2 separate regions of the Homo sapiens genome follow, and region 1 is linked to region 2. The links are chromatin loops, found by intact Hi-C in ENCODE. Cell type or tissue: ascending aorta. All regions are shown on one strand. Links, peaks and the distances in the headings refer to the core of each region. The heading gives the core; the rest is flanking DNA.

What was found. Hi-C counts contacts between places; a loop is a spot of excess contacts. Peaks named below come from ENCODE experiments on the same cell type or tissue, not always from the same donor. Only the 100,000 strongest peaks of a DNase experiment are listed, where the experiment ranks them.
Region 1: a loop joins it to region 2, with 7 times the contacts of the local background. A loop is called at or near these places in 42 of 110 quality-filtered maps.

Annotation. Positions count from the first base shown.
Region 1 is chr11:118,926,038-118,934,037 of GRCh38, forward strand. It overlaps the pseudogene RN7SL688P. Among named protein-coding and RNA genes, the nearest start is that of BCL9L, 4.1 kb to the left of the region's middle. RefSeq lists silencers at 1-133, 954-1,013 and enhancers at 1,701-2,202, 2,552-2,671, 2,682-2,961, 2,972-3,021. In ascending aorta, for the core only: CTCF peaks have their summits at 21, 2,180 (motif pointing left) and 4,417 (motif pointing left); DNase peaks (open chromatin) are centred at 2,214, 2,644, 3,624, 4,414 and 2 weaker places; H3K4me3 peaks cover 3,439 bases; H3K27ac peaks cover 6,466 bases.
Region 2 is chr11:118,684,322-118,695,476 of GRCh38, forward strand. LOC105369519 (a long non-coding RNA gene) reads left to right here and starts at 5,228. Exons shown (of 4, transcript XR_007062909.1): 1 at 5,228-5,314; 2 at 8,631-8,794. It also overlaps the pseudogene TREHP1. RefSeq lists enhancers at 3,242-3,757, 3,758-4,272, 5,757-5,876, 7,928-8,187. In ascending aorta, for the core only: CTCF peaks have their summits at 5,616 and 5,962 (motif pointing left); DNase peaks (open chromatin) are centred at 5,274, 5,730 and 5,950; H3K4me3 peaks cover 1,537 bases; H3K27ac peaks cover 1,606 bases.

The DNA of each region.
Region 1 (8,000 bases), core at 1-8,000, 240 kb after region 2:
CCCCCAGCCTCCCAGTGGTCTGACTCGGTAAGGCGCCCGGCCGGCTAGCGGGAGGCAGGTTGGCCCGGGGGCGGGGAGGGGGGTTTCTGCTCTCCTCCTCACTCCTGAGAACTGGGGAGGAGACGCGCCAACAACATCCCAGGCTAGGGAAAGGTTTGACAAACCTACCTTCCTATCTGCACTGATTGGAAGGAGTGGAAGTTGCCTGGACACACGCGCGCGCACACACACACACACACACAGCACTGGGTCCCCTCTTCGTTGTACCCACCCACATCCATAATGCACTGAGCATCTCTTTATTCATGTCTCTCCTAGTAGACCATGAGGTCCTTGAGGACACAGACTGAGTTTTTTCATCTCAATCCTCAGCAGCACAAAGTGCATGCTAAGAAAATGTTTGTGGAAGTGAAACCTTTGTCTTCTCAAAAGAACTCTCCTAACCTAACCTCAAAGTGCTTCTCTCTCTCTCTCTCTCTCTCACACACACACACACACACACACACACTCTCACCACCCTATAGGACGATCGAGGCAATGAAAAAGAAAATGTAAAGCCCTTTTTTTTTTTTGAGATGGAGTTTCGCTCTTGTTGCCCAGGCTGGAGTGCAAAGGCGCGGTCTCAGCTCACTGTAACCTCTGCCTTCTGGGTTAAAGCGATTCTCCTGCCTGAACCTCCCAAGTAGCTGGGATTGCAGGCACCTGCCACCATGCCCGGCTAATTTTGTATTTTTAGTAGAGACAGCGTTTCACCATGTCGGCCAGGCTGGTCTCGAACTACTGACCTCAGGTGATCAACCTGCCTTGGCCTCCCAAAGTGCTGGGATTACAGGCGTGAGCCACCGCGCCCGGCCCAAAGCGCTTTTTAAAAACATTTCACATGTTTCAATGCTCACCACAAACCTGCAAGAAAGAGGTTATGGTCCCATTACAGAGGTGAGGAAATTGAGGTTTGCATTACCTAAGGACTTACCCAGAGCTACCCAGCTAGAAAGTGGTAAGCCCAGGACTAGAATTTGGGTCTCCTTATCCCAGGGCACTTTCCCTGTTTCCTACTGTCCCCACCCACCCAGAATTAATAGCAAGTGACAAGCATTGACTGTGTCTGATAGGAAGAACACTAGCCAGCCTGCTTGTTCCTGCTGTTTCCTCGGCCCTCTCCCCTGCCCCTCCTCACAGATGGTCCCCAGATAGTTCTAGCCTCACTGACCTCCCTCTCTTCTGACCACCTATCCCATCATAGCATCTGAGTACTTCCTGATGTGTTGTATCTTGTCACACACACACACACACATATATATATACACACACACACCCCTATATATGTATAGGTGTATGCACACACACACATATATATATATGTCTGATTTCCCCCAAAAGATTCCTAAGGGCCTTGAGGGGTTGATGGTGCCAACAGCTGGGCACTGGACAAGGTTTAGGGAGGCACAGGTGGAAGGGGACAAAAACCTGAAAGAAGATAACATAGTAACCCCCCCCCATGTGTCCCATCACTGCTTACAAAGCATTTTCATGCACGTTGTCTCATGATGATGCTTTGATCCAATCACCAAAACTTTTCCAAGTGCCAGCCTGCTGTGCCAAGCACTGTCCTGGGTTAGGGGGTTGAATCACCACAGTCCTGAGAAGTCGATTTTATCCCCACTTAAAAGAAAAGAAAACCAAAGCCCAGAGAGGCTTCTAATGTGAAAGATCCCAGCACCTAGGCTAGTACCTGACCCATGGAAATAAGGTTTAATTTCTTATCTCCTCTCCAGAAAGACATAATATGGGCCCCCACTTCTCCAACAGGGTGCTTCTTAGAGGGGACCACTGCATTTATGTGGATCAGTCTCCCCTTACATATATGACAAGCCAAAGGGGCTTGTTATGATCTCTTTGGCACAATTCCTGGTTCGTAGTAGGTCCAAAACAGTGTTTGCAGGGGCAAGTGAGTCTGTGTTGCCAGGGGTCTCTTAAATGGTGCACAATACATGTCCTATGGAGCAGCCACGCGGAGCGCTCCCCTGGGTGGGGCTGTGACTCATTCCCCCAGCGGAGGTTCCAGGTTGGGATTCGGAGCTGAGCTCTGGGCAGCCACAAGTTCTGGGTGGAACCCTGGAGAGAGCCAGGAGGAAAGGAGAGAGGCAGGGGGCCCTTGCTGGAATCGAGCGGCTCCCTCTACTGGCCAACTCGGGGAACCTCTGTCTTTCCGTGTATCTGTGTGTCACTGTGTCACGAGGGGTGTCACAGGTGTGTCAGCGTTGGCGTTCGTCGGTGGAAGTGCCCGCATGGGTATGGGTGCGTGAGGGTGCCCGTTCGTGACGCAGTGTGGGTGTGCCAGCGCCACGAGGGGCTGTTTCTGGAAGCACAGTGTGTACACACAACCGTATCTTGTAATACAATTTACTTTGGGGCTGCTGGGGGTCTGAGATTAGGCATCCCGTTGCCGGGGTTACTAGGACAAAAGGATTCTCCAGCTGGTACTCCTCACCGGCTGGAGCACTAGCCCGAGAAGGTGGGAGGAGTCCAGACCAAACAGTTCCTGAAAAGGACTCTATCACCTAAAGCAAATAGGGACCCAAGAAAGAGTTAACGCAGAGCCCCACAGTGACTTCAATCATTGGCTCAGGGCACTGTCAGTCAGAGGTCTGGGGGCGGGGTTTGTGGGGCCTCCATCTGACTGCCCAGCGCCCCTCACTTGCCCCTCGACCCCCACATCATCTCACTGCTGGGCTGCGCCCGCACCCCCATCTTGGTGGCGACACCGTCCTGGGCCCTGGAGGAAGAGCCGATCCGGGCATCCTGGCTTCCCCACTCACTCCAGCTGCCTGGCTTCCTGATAGATGGTGATTATATAATAGACTTGCTGGACAGAACCGTGCCAGCGCTCGGAACACTTTGCCCCCTCCTCGAAGCCTGCCCCAGGGCCTGGCACCTGCCACACAGAGCCTGCTGCCGGGTTCTGCCGGCGCCCCCCAGCAACGCCTCCATTTCGGGGTGGGAGACCCCAGGACAAGGTCCTGGGATGGGGCGGGCGCCAAGCGGAGAGAAGCAGGGCGGGTGCCCCGCGGGTCTCAGGGTCGGCCTGAGGAGTGTGGATTCACAAGCGCCTCTCAGGATAGTGGGACCCGCCTGGCCCCTTCCAACCTGAGCTTGCAACTTGGGAGCCAATAGAGGAGCAGGGGCCAGGGTGGGAACGGGAAGGAGTTTGGAAAAGGTGTGGGGGCAGGAAAGGGAGGCTGAGAGAGGGGGCCGGCTGGGGCAGGGGGGAGGGACTCTTATCCCTCACCACTGCCGCCTTCCCCGACTGGAGGGTTTGGAAAAACTGAGCAGGCAGCAAGGCTTGGCTGGAAATCCTGCAGCCCACCCTCCTGGGGACACAAAGCTGGAGGGCGGGGGCAGGGCGGGGGGAGAGAGCACGACCCCGGGGAGGACAGGGCCTCTTTTGGGGCTGGGGGCCCAGGGGCCGGACCCTGGGGAGGGGGTTCCTGGCGCTGTCTCCCTGCAGTCTGCTTCCCCCTTCTCCTCTACCCCCTCCGCTTCCCCCTCCTCCCCCTCCGCGGCTCCAGTCTTGCAGATTGCGGGCAGACTTAACTCCTTGAGTGCCAGCCTGGTGGACTCGGTGGTGGTGACGCTGTGAGGGAGGGAAGGAGGAGGGACTCCGGACCCCACTCCCACCCACAGTTTAACACCTTGTGCCCCGGAACGCAATCCCGGAACTGGTTGGGTTCCAGTGCCCTGAAAGGCTGCTTGGTTCTGGAGTCGCCACACGCAAAACAAGGCACCTGACGGTTCGGGAATCGCCCGCTCTCTTGCCTAATCTTCCCTGCCTCCCCTCCCCACCGCCGCCTCAGGGACTCTCCCTCCACTTTTTGGCTACCCTTCCCCCACCCCACCCCCATCTCCAAGTTGCAGCCGACAGCCGAGGTCCCTGCCAGATTGAAGCAGGGGAGCCCGGAAGTCTGGGTTTTGTAGCTGCCTCAGCGCTCTCCTCTACATCCCACTTCTGAGGCCCAGCGCAGGTGACCGCAGCCCATGCCTCTCTTGCCCCCAGAGGGGCTGCTTCACCCATCTGGGGGGCTAACTACCCAACGGAGGCAGGGAACGCTAGCCTCCCCTAGCTCCAGCGAGGACTAAGGACCTGAGTAGCTGGAAACCTGACTTCACCTCTACCCTAGCCCCTCCCCTAGCGAACAGCCCCTCCCCCGTCCTCTGTGACCCTCAACTCTGCTGTGGATGACTCTGCCGAGGGAATACCGCAGACTAGGCAGGAAGGGGTTAACGCAGCTACTGCGCTCGAATGGAGCGCCAGGTGAGGCACCACCCATCTTGGCCTTCAGGTGTGTGGGTGGGGAAAGAGGAGGGACACTGACCTTAAGGGCTGCTTTTTTGCCCCCTGGTGGCTAAATCTGGCTTAGCAGCCGCTGGAAAAAATACGCTCACATGGGGATTCGCGGAAGAAGAACACTGGCGACGACAGTAGAGTGTGCCTCTTGCGGGAACAGCACCTTCCTAGGGAAGGAGATCGTTCTGGGAAGGCTGATGGAAGGAGGGAGCTCCCACAGTCCCTGCCACACCATCCCGCTCAGTAGGCTGCCTCAGCCAATTCCAGATCCTTGCCCTAGGGGCTCTACTTGTGGGTCCCAAACACCTGGAGGAGGGTAGGAAAAAAACAGAAGATACAGGCCCTGTCCTCCCAGGGTCTCCATCTAATAGAGAGGGTCTGTAGGAGGAAGTTGCTCCTACCTTTTCCTTCCGTGCCTCAGGCCTTCCCAGAGCACCCATTCCCTCCAGACCCCAGCATCAAATACAAACCAGCCAGGCTTCAAAGCTCCTACCAGCTACCCCAACCCCCTTCAGCTTCTCTCCCCTCCAGCCAAGCTGATTTCTAGGACCCTCCCTGTAAAAAGACTCCACTTGAGGGATTCCAGGTGTTCTTATCCCCAACATGGCTGAGACCCTTCCTCCCATCTACCCAAAGCCCTCCCTGATTAGCAAAGCCAATCATCTTGAAGGGCTCCTTCCCCCCCTCCCCTTCAATTGCCTTACTTTTCTCCCTGTCCTTATTTCCCACTACTTTCCTTTCAAGACTTCTTTTTGCATGGGCAGTTCACCCAATTGGGGACAATTCTGTCCTCCTTGTACCCTGTGATACCTCAATAGTTGCCTTTTCTCCCAGCTCGGTGGCAAGCCCTGTAGTCCCAGCTAGCAGGCAGGAGGATCACTTGACCCCGGGAGTTCTGGGCTGCAATGCATTATGCTGATGGGTGTCCACACCAAGTTCAGCATCGATATGGTGACCTCCTAGGAGTGGGAGACCGCCAGGTTGACTAAGGAAGGGTGAGCTGGCCCAGGTCAGAATGGAACAGATTGAAACTCTGGTGCTGATCATGGTGGGATTGGGCACACAAGCCTGACAACACCAGGACACCCTGTCTCTTTATTTATTTTTTCAAACACCAACTCAAACCAGATGAGACCTTGTCTCTTAAAACAAACAAACAAACAAAAAAAGTCTTTTCCTTCAGGAATCCTTCTCTGACCAACCCCACCTACTTATTCATCCAACAGATATTTATTGAGGACCTGCTATGTGCCTGGCACTTGACTAGACACTAGGTTGGTACATGTTGGTGACATAGATGTTTGTCCTTTTCCTCACACAGCCTGCAGCCTAGTGGGGGTCAGACAACAAGTGAGTGGGTGATTTCAATTCAGTGTGGGCACATTTAGGGGAAGTGGACACCAATCCCAGACTTGAGAGTTTGGGGAAGCTTCCTGCAGGGACCAACTGTCTGAGCTGGAACTTCCAGCATCAGGTATGGTTCTGTCCAGGCAAACAGTACATCTCACTAGAGCTCTAAAGATAGAATAGGAGGCTGGGTGTGGAGGCTCATGCCTGTAATCCCAGCACTTTGAGAGGCTGAGGTGGGTGGATTGCTTGAGTCTGGGAGTTCAAAATCAGCCTGGGCAACATGGCAAAACTCTGTCTCTACTGAAAGTACGAAAAAAAAAAAAATTAGCCAGGCATGGTGGCGCATTCCTGTAGTCCCAGCTACTTGGGAGGCTGAGGTGGGAGAATCACCTGAGTCAGGGGTGGTCGAGGCTGCAGTGAGCCGAGATCGTGCCACTGCACTCCAGCCTGGGCAATTGGAGTTAGACCCTGTCTCAAAAAAAAAAAAAAAATAGCATCCCACCAAAGGCTCTCCACCAGTTGTTATGAGAGGCCTCTAAGGCGGCGTTCCCAAACAATGCTTTTTTTGTTGTTTTTTTCCGAGACAGAGTCTTGCTCTATCGTCCAGGCTGGAGTGCGGTGGCGTGATCTCTGCTCACTGCAACCCCTGCCTCCCAGGTTCAAGCAATTCTCCTGCCTCAGCCTCCCAAGTAGCTGGTAGCTGGTGGCTGGGATTACAGGCATGTGCCACTACGCCTGGCTAATTTTTGTATTACTAGTTGTGATGGGGTTTCACCGTGTTGGCCAGGCTAGTCTCAAACTCTTGACCTTGTGATCTGCCCACCTCAGCCTCCCAAAGTGCTGGGATTACAGGCATGAGCCACCATGCCTGACCCAAACAACCCATTTCTGGTTTTTAGTTTTTTGTTTTTTTTTGAGATGGAGTCTCGCTCTGTCACCCAGGTTGGAGTGCAGTGGCGCGGTCTCGGCTCACTGCAAGTTCCACCTCCTGGGTTCACGCCATTCACCTGCCTCAGCCTCCCGAGTAGCTGGGATTACAAGCGCCCACCACCACGCCTGGCTAACTAATATTTTTTGTATTTTTAGTAGAGACGGGGTTTCACCGTTTTAGGCAGGATGGTCTTGAACTCCTGACCTTGTGATCCGCCCGCCTCGGCCTCCCAAAGTGCTGGGATTACAGGCGTGAGCCACCACGCCCGGCCCCAAACAACCCATTTCTAATTCTCCAAGTCCCAAAAGAACTTTGTTCTGAGAGTCCAAAGTACAAGACCTTGGCCTAGTCACTTCCTGTCTCTGGGTTGCAGCTTCTTCAAGTGTAAAACAAGAGGCTTAGGTGCCTTTATCTTCATGCCCTTCTTTATCCTATAGATAGCGATTAAATAGTTGGCTTGTTGACAGAAAAACCCTCACTTAGCTCTCATCTGCATGGGGCTACCAGAGCTCATAAACCCAGGAGAAGCTGTCATAGGCAGGACCTCAGAGAAAGCCAGTTGGTCAGTCACCTGTGTCTCGCCCACTGCCCCCTTGGTCTGGCAGTTCTGCGTCCTGGGAACATTTCATTCTTGCTGCTAATGGAAGGCAAGAGGCTTTCCGAGATTGTGCTGGAGGGGAGAGCATGCCCACAATATATTTAGTTACTGTATTAATCTGCTCTAATATGTAGCACTATAGGACTGTTATTTTTGAGAGAGGGAATGTTCTCAGGTGAGGAAACTGCTTGGTGAAGGTCCAGAGTGGTGAAAGGACTCGCCTAAAAGCATAGGGTTGGTGCTGATAGCTGGAAGAGCCTCCTGATTCCGTGTCCAGACTCTTTCCACGACACCACGGCAGCACTTGATCCAACTTTCCATTGGACTTCTTCCTGTGTCTGGCTCATTTCCCTGTGAGGCCATACGATCTGGGAAGGCAGGCTCAGCCTCCTTATCTGGACATCCCCCAGAGCCTGGAGGGGTGCTCAGAACCTGCCATCTCCCAGGCCCTCCTTTTCTCTCTCATCATGACCCTGTTTATATTTATGTAGCTCTCTTACTCATTCTAAAAAGCCTTCCCTGGATTGTTGACAAAGCCCTGGGCCAGGCACAGTCCCAATCCCAGCCAGATCTAAAACCTGCTCTGTGACTTAAAACAAACTGATTCACTTCCCTGGGCCTTGTGTTCTCCATCTGTCAAGACCTATAACCTGGCGGGGCACAGTGGCTTACGCCTGTAATCCCAACACTTTGGGAGGCCGAGGTGGGTGGATCACTTGAAGTCAGGAGTTTGAGACCAGCCTGGCCAACATGGTGAAACCCCGTCTCTACTAAAA
Region 2 (11,155 bases), core at 1,441-9,440:
TCATCTTTCTTTTCTCTGAAGAAGTTTTTTTTTTTTTAAATACTTCTTGCAAGACAGGTCTACAGATTCTCTCAATTTTTGTTGGCTTGTGAAAGTTCTCATTTCTCCATCACTTTTTTTTTCCTTTTTTTCTTTTTCTTTTCTTTCTTTTCTTTTCTTTTTTTTTTTTTTTTTTTAAGACAGATTCTTGCTCTGTTGCCCAGGCTGGAGTGCAGTGGTGCTATCTCGGCTCACTGCAATCTCCGCCTCTCAGGTTCCAGTGATCCTCCAGCCTCAGCCCCCCAAAGTAGCTGGGACCACAGGCATGTGCCACCACTAAAGTTTGTATTTTTTTTGTAGAGACGGGGTTTCACCATGTTGCCTAGGCTGGTCCCAAACTCCTGAGCTCAAAGCCATCTGCCTGCCTCGGCCTCCCAAAGGGCTGGGATTACAGGCATGAGCCACTGTGCTGGCCTCTCCATCACTTTTGAAGGATGGTTTTGCAGGAAAGAGATTCTAGGGATTATAGGTTGGTGGGGTCTTCTTCTCTGTCAATGCTTTAAATATCTCACATGGCTCTCTTCTTCCTTGCATGGTTTCTAAGAAGTCTGGTGTTATTTTTATCCTTGGTCCTCCATAGGTAAGGTTTTTTTTACTCCTCTGCCCTCTTCCAAGACTTTTTATCTTTGAATTTCTGCAATTTGAATATAATATGCCTAGGTGTTGATTTTTTCTTCTTTTTGGGGGGCATCTGTCTTCCTTAGTATTTTCTGAGCTTCCTGGATCTGTGGTTTGGTGTCTGATACAAATTTGGGGAAATTCTCATTCATTATTGTTTCAAATGTATCTTCAGTTCCCTCTTTCTTGCTCTGTATTCCCATTAATGCATATGTGATGACTTTTGTCATTGTCCCACAGTTTTGGATATTCTGTTCTGTCTGTTTCAGTCTTGCCTCTCTTTGCTTTTGAGTTTTGGAAGTTTCTATTGACATATCCTCAAGTTCATGGATTCTTTCCTCAGCTTTGTCCAGTCTACTAAAGAGCTGATCAAAGGCACTTCCTTTGTGTTTTTTTCTCCTCATTGTACTTCTTCTTTGTTTTTTTCTTAGAATTTTCATCCCTCTGCTTAAATTACTTATCTGTTCTTGCATGTTGTCTACTTTTTCCATGAGCACCCTTGGCATGTTAATCATAGTTGTTTCAAATTTCCGGCCTGATAATTCCAACATCCCCGCTATAGTTGAGTCTGGTTCTGTTACTCGCTCTGTCGCTTCAAGTGGTATTTTCTGCCTTTTAGTAAGACTTCTAGTTTTTTCTTGAAACCAAACCAGTACTGGGTAAAAGAAACCCAGTGTGGAGGTGTCTACTCTGGTAAGTTGTGACTCTCTGGATCTGCCTGTCTGTCTCCAGTTTTGGAGGCAGCTCTGTGACCTTAATTTGCTCTGTGACCTTAATTCTCTGACAGATCTAAGAAGAGTTGCGGGTGTTGTTTATTCAGCTTTTTACTGTTGTTAAGATGGAGTGACAGTTGCCACACTCCTTACACCCTAAGCCAGAAACAAGAAACCCCCATTTAGTTCTTTTTTTTTTTTTTTAATTTGAGAGTCTCACTCTGTCGCCCAGGCTGGAGTGCAATGGCACAATCTCGGCTCACTGCAACCTCTGCCTCCTGGATTCAAGCAATTCTCCTGCCTCAGCCTCCCCAGTAGCTGGGATTACAGGCATGCCCCACCACGCCCAGCTAATTTTTGTATTTTTAGTACAGACAGGGTTTCACCATGTTGGCCAGGCTGGTCTCGAACTCCTGACTTCAGGTGGTCCTCCCACTTTGGCCTCCCAAAGTGCTGGGATTACAGGCATGAGCCACCGTGCCTGGCCGGTTCTCTTTGTATTTTCTTTTTCTTTTATTTTCTAGAGACAGAGTTTTCCTCTGTCACCCATGCAGGAGTGCAGTGGCTCAATGACAGCTCCTTGCAACCTTGAACTCCTGGGCTCAAACAATCCTTCCACCTCATCCTCCCAAATAGCTGGGACTACAGGCATGTGCCATAATGCCTGGCTAATTTTAAAAATTACAGCTCACTATGTTGCCCAGGCTGGCCCTGAAATCCTGTCCTCAAGTGATCCTCTTGCCTTGGCCTCTCGAAGCACTGGGATTACAGGTGTGAGCCATCACACCCAGCCCTTTTTTAATTTTTATTTTTTTATTATTATGATTTTTGAGACAGGATCTTGCTCTGTTGCCCAGGCTGGAATGCAGTGGCACAATCACAGCTCACTGCAGCCTCCACCTCCTGGGCTTAAGCAATCTCACCTCAGCGTCCTGAGTAGCTGGGACTACAGGTGTGCACCACCACACCTGGCTAATTTTTTATTTTTGTAGAGATGGGGTCTCACTATGTTGCCTTGGCTGGTTTTGAACTCCTGGGCTCAAGTGATTTGCCTGCCTCAGCCTACCAAATGTTGGGACCACCGGGGTGAGCCACTATACCCCCTGGCCCTTTTTAATACTTTCCATCTGTTTATTGATACCCTTTCTTTAGTATATAGTGGTCACTTTTTTTTTCTGAGATGGAGTCTCGCTCTGTTGCCCAGGCTGGAGTGCAGCAGTGCAATATTGGGTCGCTGCAACCTCCACCTCCTGGGTTCAAGCGATTCTCCTGCCTCAGCCTCCCGAGTAGCTGGGATTACAGGCGCCCGCCACCACACCCAGCTAATTTTTGTATTTTTAGTAGAAGACAGGGTTTCATTATGTTGGCCAGGCTGGTCTCGAACTCCTGACCTCAGGTGATCCACCCATCTCAGCCTCCCAAAGTGCTGGGATTACAGGTGTGAGCCACCGTGCCCAGCCTAGTGGTCACTCCTATAAGACAATTTCTCTTGCCTGGTTGTGTGTGTGTGTGTCATACTTTTCTGTTTTTTTGTGTGTGTCTCGTAATTTTTTGTAGGAAAACAAACATTTTAGATAACATATTGTAGCAATGCTGGGTACTGGCTGCCTCACCACACTCTACCCAGAGCGTGCTATTGTTCATTTGTGTATTTGGGGAGCAACTGGCTGAATTATGGTCCTGGTCTATTTCCCACCCTCTGTGTTAAGCCCATGAGGTTGCTCCTCGGGGAGACACAGCTTTGGGGATGGCTACAGCCACTCTGGGGTGACAGTGGTCTTGGCAGGGCTCCCTTCCTCTCTTTCCCTGAGCACATCCAGCAGTTAAACTCCACTAATTGCCAGCTGATTTTACAATTGTTTTAATGATGCCCTGGGGGATAAATAGATCAGAGACAATCCATTCAAATTCAGACTCCTTTGAAGGAATAATATCAGGGGCAGAAATAAATTATACATATTTCTTCGGGCCCCACCTCCCCTGCTCTCCTTCCCAGCATTGAGCCCTTGGTTGCCTGGGCCCAGGCTGGGGTTTTCAGTATTTGTAAAGCCTTCAGACTAAGGAAGTGAGTGGAAGGCTGGAGGTGTGGGGCTTGGCGCTGGGGCACTTGGGGTAGGAGGGATAGGTCTTCCCCCCAGAGCAGGATTTCCACCCTATTGAAGGTTCCAGGAGGGAGCTAGGCCCCTACCCATGCCCTCCAGGTCATGACCCTGCCCCCCACCTCACTCTGATCAGAGGACAGGCTGGGAGGTAGGAGGGCATGAAGAGGCAGGGGAAGACAGGAACTGGTGCAGAGGTTTAATGGGACAGGAGCTGGGGCCAGGTGAGGAGGGGAGGGCTGTCACTGTGGCAGAAGGCTGAGCAGGAGGCTGGGAAAAAGGGTGGCCGCCAGACAGTGGGGCTCCAAGAAAGCCAGCTGGGCCCCTAAGGTCAGCCGGTCACCACAGCAGTCCAGTAGCATCAGGACCACGCCATTCATCCAGCCAAAGCCCTCCTGGGAGAGGCAGGGCAGTGGGGCCAGGTTTCTGGGGAAGCCCCAAACCCTTGGTGGTGTGTCCGGAATTGGTGGGTTCTTGGTCTCACTGACTTCAAGAATGAAGCCACGGACCCTCACGGTGAGTGTTACAGTTCTTAAAGCAGCACGTCTGGAGTTGTTCGTTCCTCCCGGTGGGCTCGTGGTTTCGCTGGCTTCAGGAGTGAAGCTGCAGATCTTCGTGGTGAGTGTTACAGCTCATAAAAGCAGTGTGGACACAAAAAGTGAGCAGTAGCAAGATTTATTGCAAAGAGCAAAAGAACAAAGCTTCCACAGTGTGGAAGAGGACGTCAGCAGATTGCCGCTGGTGGTTCGGGCAGCCTGCTTTTATTCTCTTATCTGGCCCCACCCACATCCTGCTGATTGGTAGAGCCCAGTGGTCTGTTTTGACAGGGCGCTGATTGGTGCATTTATAATCCCTGCGCTAGATACAAAGGTTCTCCACTTCCCCATCAGATTAGTTAGATACAGAGTATGGACAGGAAGGTTCTCAAAGGCCCCACCAGAGCAGCTAGATACAGAGTGTCGATTGGTGCACTCACAAACCCTGAGCTAAACACAGGGTGCTGATTGGTGTGTTTACAAACCTTGAGCTAGATACAGAGTGCCGATTGGTGTATTTACAATCCCTGAGCTAGACATAAAGGTTCCCCACGTCTCCACCAGACCCAGGAGTCCAGCTGGCTTCACCCAGTGGATTCCGCACCCCGGCTGCAGGTAGAGTTGCCTGCCAGTCCCGTGCCGTGCGCTCGCACTCCTCAGCCCTTGGGTGGTCGATGGGACTGGGCACCGTGGAGCGGGGGCAGTGCTCCTTGGGGAGGCTCGGGCTGCACAGGAGCCCAGGGAGGCGGGGGAAGGCTCAGGCATGGCGGGCTGCAGTCCCGAGGCCTGCCCTGGGGGAAGGCAGCTAAGACCCGGTGACAAATCGAGCGTAGCGCCAGTGGGCCTGCACTGCTGGGGGACCCAGTACACCCTCCGCAGCCGCTGGCCCGGGTGCTAAGTCCTTCATTGCCCGGGGCCAGCAGGGCCGGTCGGCTGCTCCTAGTGCGGGCCCGCCAAGCCCACGCCAACCCGGAACTCCACCTGGCCCGCAAGCGCCGCGCGCAGCCCCGGTTCCCGCTCTCGCCTCTCCCTCCACATCTCTCTGCAAGCTGAAGGAGTGGGCTCCTGCCTTGGCCAGCCCAGAAAGGGGCTCGCACAGTGCAGCGGTGGGCTGAAGGGCTCCTCAAGTGCCGCCAAAGTGGGAGTCCAGGCAGAGGAGGCGCCAAAAGCGAGCAAGGGCTGTGAGGACTGCCAGCACGCTGTCACCTCTCAGTGGGGGCTGTGGGCTCTCTTCCCAGGGGCACTGGCCCTGCCTAACCCTAGCGGTACAGGGAGCACCAGTCAGCTCCTCCTCCAGGCCCACATGCAGGTGAGCACACTGAGGCCTGGGGCGGGGATCGTGGGCAGCAGAGCCCAGGAGTTTCCTGTAGGGTGATGGCCAGCCCACCCCTGGCCTGCTCACCTGAACTTCATACTCCCCTCCGCCACCGGGCTCTCCACCGTTGCTAATGTCATACTGGGAATAAGAGGGCGGGCCGTAGGTCAGGCACTGCCCCCACCCCACCCACCCCCAGCCACAGGGACAACAAACAACGGGATCCTTGTCGGGAGAAGCCGCTCTGCCTCCCAGCAGCCCCTGCAGTGCCCAGGAGTGCCCACTGGGCGCCGCCACCATCCCAGCTGCGCTTGCCCTGAGCCCTGCCAAGCCTGACCCTCCCGCCTCACCACGGGGACGCCCTGGGGGTACGGGGAGGGCTCAGGCCAGCTCATCTTCTCATACATGGCTGACTTGCTGGTAGACATCAAAGTTGGTTCGGATCCAATTCTGGGGCATATTGGTAGATCAGGATCTGGCTGCCCTAGAAGGTTCCAGACATTCCCGTGACTGTGGGTGGGGCTGGACTGGGAGCCAGGACGCTGGGCCCGGCGGGAAGCCAGATGTCCCTTTCCTGGCCCTTCTCTTCTCGGCTCACAGCTGCCCCCCGGTGGCTCCGCGGGACCTGCCGGCTGGGACAAGGGGCACAGCCGGAGGAAGCGGCCTCCCCTGCAGGTCCTGCTCAGGGTCGGGAGGGGGCAGTGCTGCCTGCAGTGGGCCAGAGCCACCTTCTGTGCCCTCACCTCCAGGTATTTCAGAGCCTTGTCCGCCACGCCAGGGTCAGAGAAACACCCGTTCCAGAGTGGAGTGAGGTTGGATGGGTAAAACTCCCGGTTCTCCTTGTTCTCAAGGTCGTAGTCGAACCAGGCACTGGTCTGCTCATCCCACAGGACTGTGTTCAGGGCGGCCAAGCGCTGCGCCGGCAGGATTCTGTACTTTGTGGCCTGGGAGTCGTTCCCTGGGGCAGTGCTGCCTTTGGGCCCTACAGGAGCCCTCTAGAAAGAACTTCTGAGGTCAGACGGGCAGCATCTACTCTAACGCCTCACCTCCTCCAGGAAGTCTCCCCACCCTCCCCAGGAAACCCCAGCCTGTCCTGTCTCCTCTGGGCTGCCTGCACTGTCTCTGGCACCACTGGGTAGATGTTCACTGCCTGCTGGGCTCTCCTTCCCTGAGCTCCTGGGCCAGGCCTCCGTCTCAGGAGGAATCAGGGCTACTGCTTGCTCAGCCCCGTCCTGAGCTACTTTGCTCATCCACATCCCCTCATCTGGGGAAAGGGTTTGGGGTTTTATCCCGTCCCTAGTCCTACCACTGGAGCCCAAGCCCAGACCCTCTTGCTTGGAGCCCCGCTTTCCCTGGACCTGTTCCCACTCTGCCCCAGTCACACAGGCCTTCTTCCCAATCCCTGAACAGTGCCTCAGGGCCTCTGCACGGCCCTTTCCGTGCCTGGACTGTCCTCTCCCAGATCAGCTCAGCAATGGTTCCTGCCACAATTCTGCTCACACATCACCTCCTCAGAGACACCTTCCCTCCCCATCCTCTCTAACACACCCTCCGCTCACCCACACCAGCGGGCCCTAACTTCTCTCTACTTCAAACCGTGCTTCTGTTACTGTTTTGCTTCTATTATTATTATTATTATTGGAGACAGAGTTTCTCTCTTGTTGCCCAGACTGGAGTGCAATGGCGCGATCTTGGCTCACTGCAACCTCCACATCCCAAGTTCAAGCGACTCTCCTGCCTCAGCCTCCCGAGTAGCTGGGATTACAGGCGTGCGCCACCATGCCCGGCTAATTTTGTATTTTTCATAGAGATGGGGTTTCACCATGTTGGCCAGGCTGGTCTCGAACTCCTGACCTCAGATGATAGCTCCCACCTTGGCCTCCCAAAGTGCTGGGATTACAGGCATGAGCCACCGTGCCCAGCTGTTTTTCTTCTATTATTATTGTTCTTGCAGGAGCTGGTAAAGTGGCTGATGTGGCCACAGCTCCATAAATCCATGTGGAACGAAGGGTGGACATCGCCTGAGTCCAGGAGACAGGACAGGGTCACTCATCTCTGTCCCTGGTGATGGAAACTCAGGCTCAGGAAAGAGCCTTGACCTGCCCTGGGTCACAGAGAGAATATTAGGGTCAGGGCTTGAGCCCGGGTGCTGTGGTCAGGCCCTTAGGCCGCCTCTCACACCCAGACTAGGAAGCTGGAGCAGAAAGTTTGCTAGAACAATCCTGAGAAGAGGCCTGCACAGTTCAAGGGGCAGCTTGGAGGAGGAGAGGGAGGGAGGACCGGCTCTGGCCAGTGGGCTCTTGGACCTCAGGCCAGGCTCTGGCAGCTGCATCTGGTATCAGGCCTGCAGGTCCAGTGCCTATTATGGGGCCTATTATGACTGCACAAGGGGCCTCAAGTTCATTCAGGCCAAGCCTCTCATTCTGCAGAGAACCACACAGTGGTTGCCGGGATTTGCCCAAGGCTGGTGGGTTGGTCATGAGGGCAGGCCCGAACTCATCTCTATTTTCTTGCATTCCGGCTCTCCTGATGTTCCAGGCCCATCTCTGAGTCATCCTTGGACAGGAGAGATCCCAGAGGGTAAACAGGACATGAGCCTGCAGTGAGGGGAGACAGAGGAGGAGAGAACTCCCTGAAACAAGAGGAGAGGAGGAGCTGGTGGGGAGGACACAGGTAGGGCAGCGGGCAGACCACCAAGGGGCAGGCTTGCTGTTTCGCAGCCTGACCCCCAGCCTGTGTGCCTCATTGCCGCCTCCTCCTCCCAGAGCAGGGCCTACGCCTCAACCAGAGCTTGGAGCAAGACAAGGAAGGCTCCATTTCTCTCCTCCTACTCCTCTACTCAAACCACAGCCATCTGTACATCAGAAACTTTTTTTTTTTTTTTTTTAGCCCTCAGCTGCCTGATGCCCATGGTTGGGGTTTGGGCTGAGTCACCGAGGGCTGCCTGCACACACCAGGGAGGGCTCCTGAGCACCCACTCTCAGGCTTTGCACGTTTCCGAAATTCTGCACACGACAGCAATTTTTGCAGCAAGGGTGTGGAGGGTGCCTGTGGGCCAGTCACCAGCCTGCTGCAGCTGTCCGTGGTTGCCTCTGTCTGCCAGGGCTGCACGACCTCTGGTTTTCACCTCAACCACTGCGGCTTCCTCTCTCCCCGTGGGAACAGGGCATGGGGTGAGGGAGCTACCATGCCCAGACAACTAGGCATCTCCCTGCCAGGCCAGGAGTTCCACTGCCACAGCCCAATACCAGCAAATTCAGATGCAACCAAGTGACCCCAACTCAAGTTACATTCCCTTTCTCCCCCACAGGCTCTGCAGTCCCAGGGATTCGCAGTGTTAGTTGATCTCCGGGGACACTAGTTCCCAAGAGACCCCACTGAAGGCCTGGCTGTACCATCATAGGCTGTGTGCCCTTGGGCAAGAACCTCTACCATTCCTCGTTGCCTGTATATAAATTGAAGGCTTTGCTCTAGGTCAGTGTTGCAAACTCAAATTCCAGTAATAGGAATGTGCAAAATATGTTGGGGATAAGGGAGCCAACAGTGCAAGGGGGAAGTGAGTGTTGGGGACCTAGTCTTGGGGTGACGGGAACTGGGCTGAACCGGAAGCGTATTCCTGTGTAAGGGAGGCCACTGCTCAGAGGGTGGCTGCTATGGGGCTGGGGGATCCTGATTTGTCAAAGGAAGGTGGAAATTTATATTTCAGCTCACACGCTCCTGTTTTTAAAATGTCTCAATGTCTCTAATTCTGACTGTAAATCTAAGAGTGATTCCTGTGTGGGTACGGTTAGGAGGAGTCTGACCTCCACCAAAGGGGCTTTGTGGGCTGGGACTTCGTACTCCTGCAGAGCGCAGGACCGCACCCCTGAATGCAACCTCAGCCTGGAATGTTGACACAATCATTTGGTGTCCCTTTAAATTGGTATCCTATGTACATATTGGTATCTGTAATATGTAGAGATCTCTTACAAGTCTAAAAGGAAGATAGGGCTGGGCACAGTGGCTCATGCCTGTAATCCCAGCACTTTGGGAGGCCGAGGCAGGCGGATCACCTGAAGTCAGAAGTTTGAGACCAGCCTGACCAATATGGTGAAGCCCTAGCCCATAAGGACGCAGCTCTGGGCTGCCCTCGGGGTTGCGTGTACCTGAGTCCCCACCCACATCTCACCACTTAGCTTGTCTGCCCAGTCTTTCTTAACACATTTACAAGCAGATACATCATTGGTGGGAAAACAGAACACTTTAAAATATGGGTTCAGCTTTGATTTCAAGGAGAAGCTGCAAGCTGTGTGAAGGGCTGGGAAGGGCACCACAGGAGACGCAGCTCAGCCTCTTCTTCGTCCTCAGCAACTCAGCTCTGACCCCAAGTTTCACCCCATGCAGCAAGGGCTCTGAGCCCTCCTGGGCCCACCATCCTTAGAAAGCAGCTTAGGGGAGGGAAGTCTTATTGTCCCCACTGCAAATTATTTCTTTGAGGAAAAGCTACTAGTTTCCTTCTCAATGCCTGTTCTCAGGGTATCAGCGTGACCAGCTTTGTTTAAGTTGATTTTCCAGGCTCCCCTACAGTTCAGGGTGGCCAGGGACCCAGTTCTGGCAAATGAGACATAAGTGGACGTCACTGCAAAAGGATCTGAGGCAGGCTCCTAAAAGGGGAGAGACTCAACCGGCTCTGCGTTGAGTCCTTTGCCCTCCCTCTTCCTGCCTTGATGCAGATGAAAGGCTTGGCACTGCAGCAGCCACCTTGTATCCACGAGGCAGTAAACCTCAGCCGACAGCCACCTGCTTCAGATGGCAGCCCAGGAAGGTGAAAAGAGACTGGGTTCTCGATGGCAACTTCGAGTCACGACAGCCTTAGACTTCTGTGATATGAAAAAACAACCCTCATAGTTGTTTAAGCCTCTGGTTTTCAGATTTCTGTCACAGCTGAAGGGAATCTCAAGCAGATCCTTCCTCTGAGCATCTGCTCTCTTCTCAAGGGGCCTTCCGGTCACATGCTTTCCTTCATTCCCATTACATTTCCGTCCAGGTTCTAATGTCCTAGGGATATTGTAGCACGCCTCTGCCTGGCCTAACTTCAACCTCCCTCTGGATGTGAGAGGCAGACCTCACTGTAGGAAGAGGGTGAAGGAAGGGTGTCGAATAATGCATAAGGAACCAAGGACTAATATCCATATATACAGACCCAAACATCAGGTGACACTGAGCGTGTGCATCCACAGCTTCTCACACCTGCCTTGTCTGGTAGACACCAGCTCTGGATCCCCAGACCTCTCACCTGAGCTCTAGGGCAAACGCTTCCCGACATCCCCCGTGGCGGGCAGCGAGGCCGGGATGGTGTGGAGCTGCGCACTTCCAGCTTCTGGGATGCAAGGCCCTGTCACCACTCGATTTCCAGGTGTCTGCTTCACAGTGATCTGTTAAACTGCCATATGTGTTTTATGCACCTTCCTGGGTTGTGCTACAGCTGATAATAAAATCATTTGAGAATTTTGTGTTGTTGTTGTTTGAGACAGAGTCTCGCCCTGTCTCCCAGGCTGGAGTACAGTGGCGTGATCTGGGCTCACTGCAACCTCCACCTCCCGGGTTCAAGCGATTCTCCTGCCTCAGCCTCCCGAGTAGCTGGGACTATAGGCATGCGCCATGACACCCGGCTAATTTCTGTATTTTTAGTAGAGATGGCGTTTCACCATGTTGGCCAGGCTGGTCTTGAACTCCTGACCACAGGTGATCCACCCACCTTGGCCTCCCAAAGTGCTGGGATTACAGGTGTGAGCCACCGCGCCCGGACATTTTTGAGAATTTTTAAAAAGAGTCTATCAGAACCGAGCTCGGTGG